2 separate regions of the Homo sapiens genome follow, and region 2 is linked to region 1. Evidence: chromatin contacts called from ENCODE Hi-C or POLR2A ChIA-PET data. All regions are on one chromosome and are shown on one strand. The core of a region is the stretch at or near the end of the contact, and the rest is flanking DNA. Distances in the headings are between cores, read along the strand shown.

Region 1 (4,498 bases), core at 647-3,146:
GGTCACTCCAGCCTAGCTAAGATGCAGGACCAGGGAGGTGGTCAGGCACTCTGGTTGCCAGGGGGTTTCATGCCCTCAAACCCTTGCCCCAAGTCAGGCTGGGGATTGGCCAGGTGCCAGACATCTCTCCAGGCTGCTCACCCAAGTCAGAGCCTTCTACACCTGAGGGGTACCTTGCCTCACTGATGAGAAGCCTCATCTCTCTACCCTGCCTCAGAGCCTCCCTGGAAGGCCCCATGATGAAACCTGGGGAGTCCATCTGCGCCCCCCTCCCATGTCAATTCTTTCTATGCTGGGCAGCAGTGGGGGGGCCCAGACTGAGCAAGGGGGCACAGGCTCATGACCTCTAGGCTCCTCCTTTTGGTGAGGGAGTGTCCATGCCAGCCTCCTCTGTGCACTTACCTCCCCTCTTTCCCTTGGAAATAGACCCAGAGAGGGCGGGGGATCTGCCCAAGGTCACACAGGAGTTGGTACGGGAGCTCTGGGTGTCCTCCCACACCCCCTTGGCCCGGGTCATCCCGAATCCCCAGGCAGGGCGGCTCCAGCGCCCACGTGGCCCAAGGCCCAGGCGGGAATCCGACTCCCTCTTCCCCCCATTACCCAGCCCGAGGGCGGCGCCGTCCGGGCGCAGGGGAGCGCCCCCCTTCGCCGGTGCCTAGCAAGACCTCAGCCTCGCGCGCCGGCGCCCCCACCACAGGAATTTAACCCCCTCCCCACCGAGAGCAGCGCCACAGCGCCGCATTCCCGGCCCGCGGGACCCAGCAGATGGAGCCGGGAGACCGGGGGAGGGGGGAAGATCCCTCCAGCCCCTCCACCCGGGCCCGCGGGCCGTGTGCCTGGGAGGTCAGAGCTGGCAGGTGGGCGGATAAGCGGGGGGACAGGCAGGGCCCTGCGTACCATGGTGCCGTGGCGCTGGGGGCTCACAGGGCCCCGCGGGATCGCGCTGCCCCCGGCGGCCAGGCCAGGGCCGCTCCATGAAGCGCCGCGCTGGGGGCCGCCCCCGCGCAGGGCCCCGCGACCATGGCCCCCGGGGGCGCGGCCAGGCAGGCGGAGGCGCAGGGCCGCGGCGAGTCCAGCGCCAAGCAGCTGCGGCCCCAGAGCCTCGGGCGCGGCGGGCGGGGGGCGCGGGGCGCCGATTGGAGCCCGCGCGTCAGCTGGGGCCGCCGTCTGGACGCTTAAAGGGCCAGGCCGCCTGCGTGCCGGCGGGGGGCGCGGACACGCGTGGTGTGCGCGGTCCCCGTGCAGCCCGCCCTGCCGCAGGCTGCCCTCCACCCCCAGCCCCAGCTCCAGCCCCCAGCCCGTCCCCACTGCTCATATCCGAGCAGATAGACCCCGGCCCCACCCTCCCGTGCTGAGCCTCCTTTCTGCCGGGAAGTTCGTCCGGGAGTCAAACATCGCTGCCCTCCGGTTGCGCCACGGAGGGGGAGCCAGGATAGGAAGCTGCCGTGAAATCAGGAAGCTGAGCGCGCCGGGCCCCGGATCCGAACAGAAAAGGCTTCCACCCGCTCCCCTGAGGGATCCCACGCTGAGGGACTGAACCCCGCACCCCAGCCGCGCTCACCACCCCCACCCTCTCGCCTGGGCTGCTCTGACCTGGGGGTGAGTCTGGGGTCCCCAACTGGTCCAGTCCCCCATCCCTATCCCAGGGCGGCGCAGGGCTCATTTTGCTCTGTGCCTCCAGGACTTGGCTCCAGTGGACCCATACCTACCTGGCGGCCTCATGCTGCATAGGGCCACCCAGGGCAGGAGATTTAAATCCCAGGACTACAACCGCAGCGATCAAATCATCTAAGGTGACTGGCCCAGGGCCAGGAGACAGAGGGACCAGAGGAGTAGGGACCAGAGGCCCAGGCCCCACTGTGCCCCTCTAGCCGTGTGACCTGACCACTGCTGAGTGGCCCCCTTGCTCAGCCTCTGCTGGGGAGATGCAGCCAGGCTTGCGGAATGCTGCTCTGGCATGGACACCCGTGGGGGCAGGGGGCTGGCTCTGTTGGCAGGAGGCTGTAAAGGAAGGCTGCCAGGCTGAGCAGGCAGCAGGGTGGGGACCACGGGGCACTAGACCTGGCAAGGTCTGGATGGTGACTGGGCCACCATTGTAGAGGAGAGGCCTCTGTGGACATCCCCTCCTCCTACCCCAAGCTCACTACTGCCCATCCTGGGTCACTCTCATGTTGCCCCCATCCTGATATTCCACACCCCTCCCCACATATGTGCGCTTGTGTTTACATACAAGTCCATGTCCAGCTGCAGCAGTATCTCCTGGGTATGTTGTCCTACTCACGAGTGGGCAGGAACTCTGGCGCTGGCTCAGGGTGACTTGGTTCTAGGTGCCAGAGGAGAAATGGAGGAGAGACCAGGGTATTAGGCAGGTGCTGTGAAACAGCCTGATGGTCTGTCCTGTAAGATTGCAAGGGCCTCCTCCCCCACCCCCACTCTCTGCCAGAATACGTAGGGCCTCAGGATAAGGCTATCCCAGAGCTAGGGAGAAAATGTCTCAGGGGCCAAACCTGGGGCATCTGGAAGCCCCTGGCAGCTGCTGCAGACATCCTGTACCTGCATGGGTGCACAGACAGCTGGCCCAGCTCCCAGAGGCCCCAGGTTAAGGCCAGGCCAGAGCAGCTTACATGCTTCTGACCAGCTAGCCCGCTGAGGGCTGCCTTCTGCCTCTTCCTCCCCAGCCCACTTCCTCATCTGACTCACAGTGGATCCTAGCACCGGCCCAGGAGTTAGTTAGGGAGGGGCTGTGTGCCCATTGGTTGGATAAGGACTCTGAGGCTCAGAGCGGGACAAATCACTTAGGCATCAGCATCAGGAGCCAGGGGAAGGGGAGGTGGGGAGAAGGGACCCCTCCACGGGCTGGAAGAAGCCTGGCAGAGAGAGCTGCATGGGACATTGCTAGGCCCACTGCCAAGCCAAAGCTTGACAGAGGGTGTGGCCAGCGTGACTGAGGTAGTGATGCTGGCCCTATGGGGCCTTGCTGGGGCCTTAGCTCCAGCAGTCAAGCTGCAGAAAGGGCTGGAGGTTGGGTGAGAAGGGAGGGGACAGGTGGTGGGGAGGCACTCAGTCTCCCTGAAGGCCTCGGCTGTTCCCCTCTTGCTTCTCTGGCCTGCAGCTCATCAGCTGGGGAGTCCCAGGGCAGAGCCTGAGCTCTGTGAGCAGCTGTGGGCACCTGGCAACACTGGACCTGGCAGGAAGGAGTGGTTTGAAGAGCTGTCTGGTGGGCCCACAGGGCTGCTCAGAGCTGAGGCTTGAACTTGAACATTAACTAGAGCAATGAGGGAGTGAAAGGGCTTTCCAGACAGAAAGCCTGCAAAGGCCAGGAGGTGGAGACAATTTAGCATCTGCAGGGAACTAGAGGGGATTTGGTGTAGTGGAGTCAAGATTCCTATCGATCAGGAGTTGTCTGGTTGGTGGGAGTGAACAGGTGGAGCTAGGCAGAGGCAGAATTTCTCTCTTGGTCCTGATGAGGGGCATGCAGTAGGAGCTTCACTTCAGGGAGGTCAAGGCAGGCTTTCTGGAGGGAGGGACTGAGTTATTGGGGAGTTGACTCCTGGGCCAGAAATGCATGCCCCAGGGGTGAGTCAGGAGTCTGGAGACGCTCACCCAGCAAGGGCAGAGCTTAGTGATCCTTCACATATTTGGGATTGGGTCCTGACAAGGTCAGCAAAGCTATGCCCCTGCCTCTAGAAGACAGCTCATGGGTTTTCTCTCAATTTCCCTAAGTATCTACCCTCAGTGCTGGAGTGTCCCCAGGCTTAGTTGGGGAAACCAGATTCAACCCCACTGAAGTTAGAAAGAACAGCCCAGGTTGTGGGTATGCGTATGTGTGTGGGAACAATGCAGGACTGAGTCAGCCCGGAGGGCATGGAGCTGTGTGTAGCTGAGCCTGGGGAAGAGGGAGAGCAGAGTGGGCAATGCCAGAAAAATACAGGCAATGCAACTCAACTCGCACAGCATGTGGCCAGTGGGCTGGCAGGGAAGTTCAAAGCTACCCACTAGGCGCTGATCCGAAGCCCAAAGTTCTAGTAGGGCGGGAAAACATGAATCCCCAGGGTGTGGGGTGGGTTAAGGGTGGAGTTTACACCTGAATTCTGCCTCCACTGAACCCAGCACTAATAGGCTACAGCTGCCCTGGGTTGGGGGCCTCATGCAAACCGGTAGGTTGCCTGGTTCCCTCACAGCATAAACATCATGGCTTTGGCATTTCACGTCTCTCTTGCAGCTTCTAGGATCCTCTCCTGCCCTGTTGGTTCTGGGGGCCTTGGGCCTCTCCCTAGTGAGTGAACCTGGCTCCACACATGAACCCTCTGGGACTCCTTCACTTCTCCTAGAGTCACCACCTCAGGGGCCACCACCTCTGAACCACTGATGTATGCTTGGTTTTCTAAACGTTTAATACACCACAGTTCTAGGAGGAGGAATCCCTAGCATCCATTTTTCAGATGAGCTGAATTATAGAGGTCAAGCAAATTGTCCTCCTTCCAGTTACCCAACTGGG
Region 2 (4,498 bases), core at 585-3,084, 49 kb before region 1:
ATTGGCTGAACCTGTGTTCTTAACTCTGGGGTCAAACCACCCTGTCTGCTCCCTTGAGCCATTTTCTTGGAGCCTCGTGAGGGCCCCAGTGTGGGTGCACGGGGTTGTCGCCCCTGCAGGGCAGTCAGTGCCAGGAGCTTACAGGGCTGATCCAACTACTTGGCTTCCTCATGTGCCAGGTCCTTCTTCTCCCAACTGCGTACAGTGGCAACATCTTCCCTATGGGCTGTGGTGACATTAAAAAGTTAATCCATGTACATCCTGGCTACTATGATTAACTTACTCCTAACAACCTTTGACTACCCCTCCCTGAGGAAGCCCTCCTTAACCCTGAAGTCTGGCTCAGGTATCCTTCCCTTCCTGATGCTGGCCTCTCTAGTGCCCATTACCCACCACAGCTCTAACCCAGCACCCACACTGTGCAGTAGTCACCATTCATGCTTCTCAGGGTCGGGGACCACAGACACGGGCCTCTGTGTCCTGTGTGGAGTGTGTAGGTTGGGCGTCTCCTTGCTGTTCTCCAGGCCAGCGTGTCTATGTGCTCGGGAGGCAGCTCCCTGCCTAAGTGCAGTCTCTCCCCTTCCTGGGCCCTGATGGGTGGGGAGCAGCACCTCCCTCCTGCCTCCTCAACTGAGCCTGAAGCTGGGGTCATAGGATCAGCAGGGGCTCCAGGAGCTGTCCTGTGACTGATCACAGCCACAAAGCTCCTTCTACCCCCGAGAGCCTCCCCACAAGCACACAGGTGAACAGGTCCCCCTAGATAGCACAGACACATACAGCTGCCCGAGACTTGGCCTCAACCGAAGGGGCACTGTCAGAGGTTCTTAATCTCAGGGGCACCTTCAGGATGCCCCTCCCCTCAGGTATCCAGGGCTGAGGCCTTGGATGCTCCCTTCCAGAATGAGGGCCCTGTCCTACCAGGACTCCCAGTTGGTTAGGAACACACCTGTCTTCCTGTCTGCCTCCACTCTGCCACCGAGAGGATACCAGCCATTCCAAGTACCCACAAGCCTTGCCAAGTGACCCTGCTAGCACCCCTCCATCCAGGACACTCCCTATGGGACAGGGCTGACTTATGGGGATCCCTCTCAGCCACATGTCCCATGCCAGTTCCAGTCCCATCAGGCAAGTCAGCCCTCCCTCAGGCACTGATGCATGGCCAGCCAGGACTCACGGCATAATGAAAAGGACCAGGTCATGGGGCGAGACAAGTCTGCCCTGGGATAGCCCTTAGGAGGTCATATGTAAAGGTAGGAGCTGGAGTCCCTGGAGCCCAAGCATGAAAGTGTTTGCATGTTGTGACTGTGTGTGTCTGTGGTGGGGGCAGGGCTTACAAGCCTGGAGAGGCTGGTGGGACCACCAGGAGTCTTCCTGGAAGAGGGAAGTCCTGGGTAGCAGTGAGAGAGAGGCACAGGCTCTCTAGGAGCCAGGGGAGGCAGGCTGAAGAGAGGCCCAGGTGTCCCTGTCTGAGCCTATGCTACTGGACACCCTCCCCCCACCCAGCACCCGCCCCCCTTCAAGGATCCTCCCTGCGGCTCCCTGTGGCCAGCAGCTCTGCAGCACTCGGCTCTGCTCCACTCTGCTCAGCTCCGCTCCAGGAAGGCCACCTCCTCCTCCCCCTCCTCCTCCCGCTGTCACCACTCACCGCTCATAACCTCAAGGGGGTGGGGACCCCAGGGCTGGACACACCCCACCGTGGCCCCAGAGCTCAGCCGGTCGCACGGACGGACAGTTGGAAGCCGGACCCCAGAGCCTGAGGTGGGCAGTGTGCCAGGGTCCCTTGCGGCCTCCTCAAGGTCAGTGCCAGCTGGGGATGCAGCTACTCTGGGGCTCTTGAGACTTGTGGGGCACACCCCAGGCCCTCATCCCAAATCACAGGCCCCAAAAGGGGCTTTACCCCCGGGGCATCTGGGGCAGGCAGGACCAGGGGAAAGGGTATGCCCCCGTGTCCACAGGCCAGCCCTGGTCTGGGGGTCTATCAGGAGAGGCCCCAGGCTGGGGGCCAGCTCCTTGCAGAGGCCTCACTGGGGACACCCCGCACCGGCCATGGGGAGCTAAAATTGGAAAGTGGCGAGTGGGAGGCAGCTGACAAAGCTATTTCACGGGCTCTTCACCATGCTCCGGTTTCAAGCTCCTGCTCCATTAACCTGATCCCCAGGGCCTCTCCACCCCCACCCAACTGATGAGGAGGTGCCTCCACCCTCAGGCCGACAGCACAGCCATCAGGCTGGCAGCCTCTGCTGTGGGCAGGGGCAGTGGTGGTCTTCTCTTACCCCAGATTCCAGAGGGGGGTCACTGAGAAACCCAATCCTGAAGGGAGGCAGGCAGAAGTCTGTCCCAGGTCTGCCATGTGACCTTGACAGGTCCCTGCCCCTATCTGGCCCATGACCCCTCCATCTGTACGAGGAGACCGTCGGCTGCTGGGGGGCCCAGGGGAGATGGCTACAGGGCTGGGGATGAAGATTTAGGGGAGGATCAAGGGTGGGCAAAAGGGCCACATCAGCCACCTCTTGGCCCCGTCAGCCCAAGAGTTGCCTGGACATGTTCCCTGCTTCCTCCCTTTAATTTGGGTCCTATGTCTGTATCCATGGAGTCCTTGGGAAGCCCCTGAGCCAGGCTGAAGCGGGATAGGAAGGGTAAAGGTGCTAGCTGAGCCGTAGTACGGCCCAGCAGTTCTCCAGGGGACAAGCTAGGCCCCCGCTGGAGGGAGTGGTGAGACTCAGCCGGGGCCTGATTCTGGTCAGCACCTTGGACAGCAGCCAGTGCCCTCCCTGGCCCCGCCTGGCCCCGCCTGGCCCCACATCCGCTACTCCTGGGCACCTCCTCAAATAGCACAGCCTCCAGCTGGTGCCCAGGGCCTGAATACACAGAGCGCTGAGAGAGTGGGGCAGTGTGGTCACGGACACAGGCAGGGACTGGGATGTGACAGGCTGGAGCTCAGGGACTTGTTGGGGGAATGGGGGTCAGTGACAGGCTGGAGGCTTAATGCGAGGATGGAGGCTTGGCTCTAGGGGCAGCACCTGGGGTGGTCATGGGATCTCAGGGAGGGGAGTGGGAGTCAGAGAAAGGGTCTTAGAGAAGCTGGGGCTTTGTGAGGAGCTAAGGGAGACTCACTGATCGAGGTGGGGACCCTGCAGGCAGAAACCTGACTGTAGTGATAGAGGTGGGGTTTCTCCGCACGCAGGTCATGGGGGCCTTGGCAGGAGCGGTTTTGGCAGAGGGTGGGGCCGGTGCCTCTGGAAGGTATGAAGATGTAAATGAAGGTGAGGGAGGCAGGCTGCGAGTGAGGGCTCTGCGGGCAAGAGCCTTGATGGGTGGGGTGGGGGCAAGAGCAGCAGCTGGGATGGGGCACTGGTGTTCGGTGGCCTGTGAACTGTGGGGGGCACAGGGGCAGGCAGAGTGATGGTACAAGGTCCCCAAGGGGCTGGAGGGGCAATCTCTCTTCAGAGTGGGTCCCCACTGGGGTGGTGGGACCATGAGGTGGGGCTAGGCTTGGCTGGAGACTGTAATTCCCTCACCCAACCTGTCTCCCCAGCCCTGTCCAGGCTATGGGCATCAAGACAGCATTGCCGGCGGCTGAGCTGGGCCTCTACTCTCTGGTGCTGAGTGGGGCCCTGGCCTATGCTGGCCGGGGCCTCCTTGAGGCTTCACAAGGTAATGGCTGTGCCCCGGGGCAGGTGGACAGGACCCTTCTTCCCCTGGAGGCCTCAGGGTTCCAACCAGCAAAGCCAGAAAGTTACAGGCTCCAGACCTAGGGTACTCCTTCTAGAACACGGCTGGATCTCCCTTTTCAGCCCGGGGTTCCCATCTCAGATAGTCACTGGAGGCTGGGTGGAGCCAGGTTCAGTCACAGGAACACAGAGATGCAGAGACACTGACAGAGAGATGGACACAGAGTCACACACATAGACACACACACACACACACACAGAGGCCTGGACCCAGACACACACACACAGAGACCTAGACCCAGACATACACACACACACATCCCGACACACACACACACACACAGAGACCTAGACCCAGACACACACACAAACACACAGACATATACACACACCCCCCAACACACACACACACACATACACACACAGAGACCTGGACCCAGACACACACACACAGAGAGAGACCTGGATGCAGACACACACACAAACACACAGACATATACACACACACCCCAACACACACACACACACACACACACACAGAGTCCTGGACCCAGACACACACACACAGAGACCTAGACCCAGACATACACACACACACATCCCGACACACACACACACACACAGAGACCTGGACCCCGACACACACACAAACACACAGACATATACACACACACCCCAACACACACACACACACACAGAGTCCTGGACCCAGACACACAGCGAGACCCAGAAAGAAGCAGATGCAGCACCAAAGAGACTCAGACCCGTGCCCCGTTCCTGATGCCCTCGCTCCCCAGGGTGGGGCAGCCTTGTCCACGGGGGAAGGT

What was found. Hi-C counts contacts between places; a loop is a spot of excess contacts on that map. ChIA-PET counts read pairs that join two places held with the same protein, here RNA polymerase II (POLR2A). Pooled maps may share reads with other maps.
Region 2: a loop to region 1 is called in a map of dorsolateral prefrontal cortex, with 5 times the contacts of the local background. The contact joins the promoter of HHATL-AS1 here to the promoter of ZBTB47 in region 1. A Hi-C loop is called at or near these places in 14 of 168 maps with a recorded cell type or tissue (Right ventricle myocardium inferior, astrocyte of the cerebellum, breast epithelium and 7 more) and 9 of 50 pooled maps. POLR2A ChIA-PET finds 5 or more read pairs at or near these places in 5 of 52 experiments (Caco-2, H1, WTC11 and 2 more).

The regions. Positions count from the first base shown.
Region 1 is chr3:42,651,095-42,655,592 of GRCh38, reverse strand. It overlaps ZBTB47 (zinc finger and BTB domain containing 47), which reads right to left and starts at 1,896. Exons shown (of 6, transcript NM_145166.4): 1 at 1,710-1,896. It overlaps ZBTB47-AS1 (ZBTB47 and NKTR antisense RNA 1), which reads left to right and starts at 1,205. Exons shown (of 3, transcript NR_125400.1): 1 at 1,205-1,599. RefSeq lists silencers at 796-875, 916-1,275 and an enhancer at 1,281-1,922.
Region 2 is chr3:42,699,877-42,704,374 of GRCh38, reverse strand. HHATL-AS1 (HHATL antisense RNA 1) reads right to left here and starts at 1,834. Exons shown (of 3, transcript NR_146957.1): 1 at 1,646-1,834; 2 at 143-226. HHATL (hedgehog acyltransferase like) reads left to right here and starts at 1,577. Exons shown (of 12, transcript NM_020707.4): 1 at 1,577-1,796; 2 at 3,536-3,654. The coding sequence starts at 3,549. It also overlaps a transcript of CCDC13 not described here. RefSeq lists a silencer at 2,792-2,861.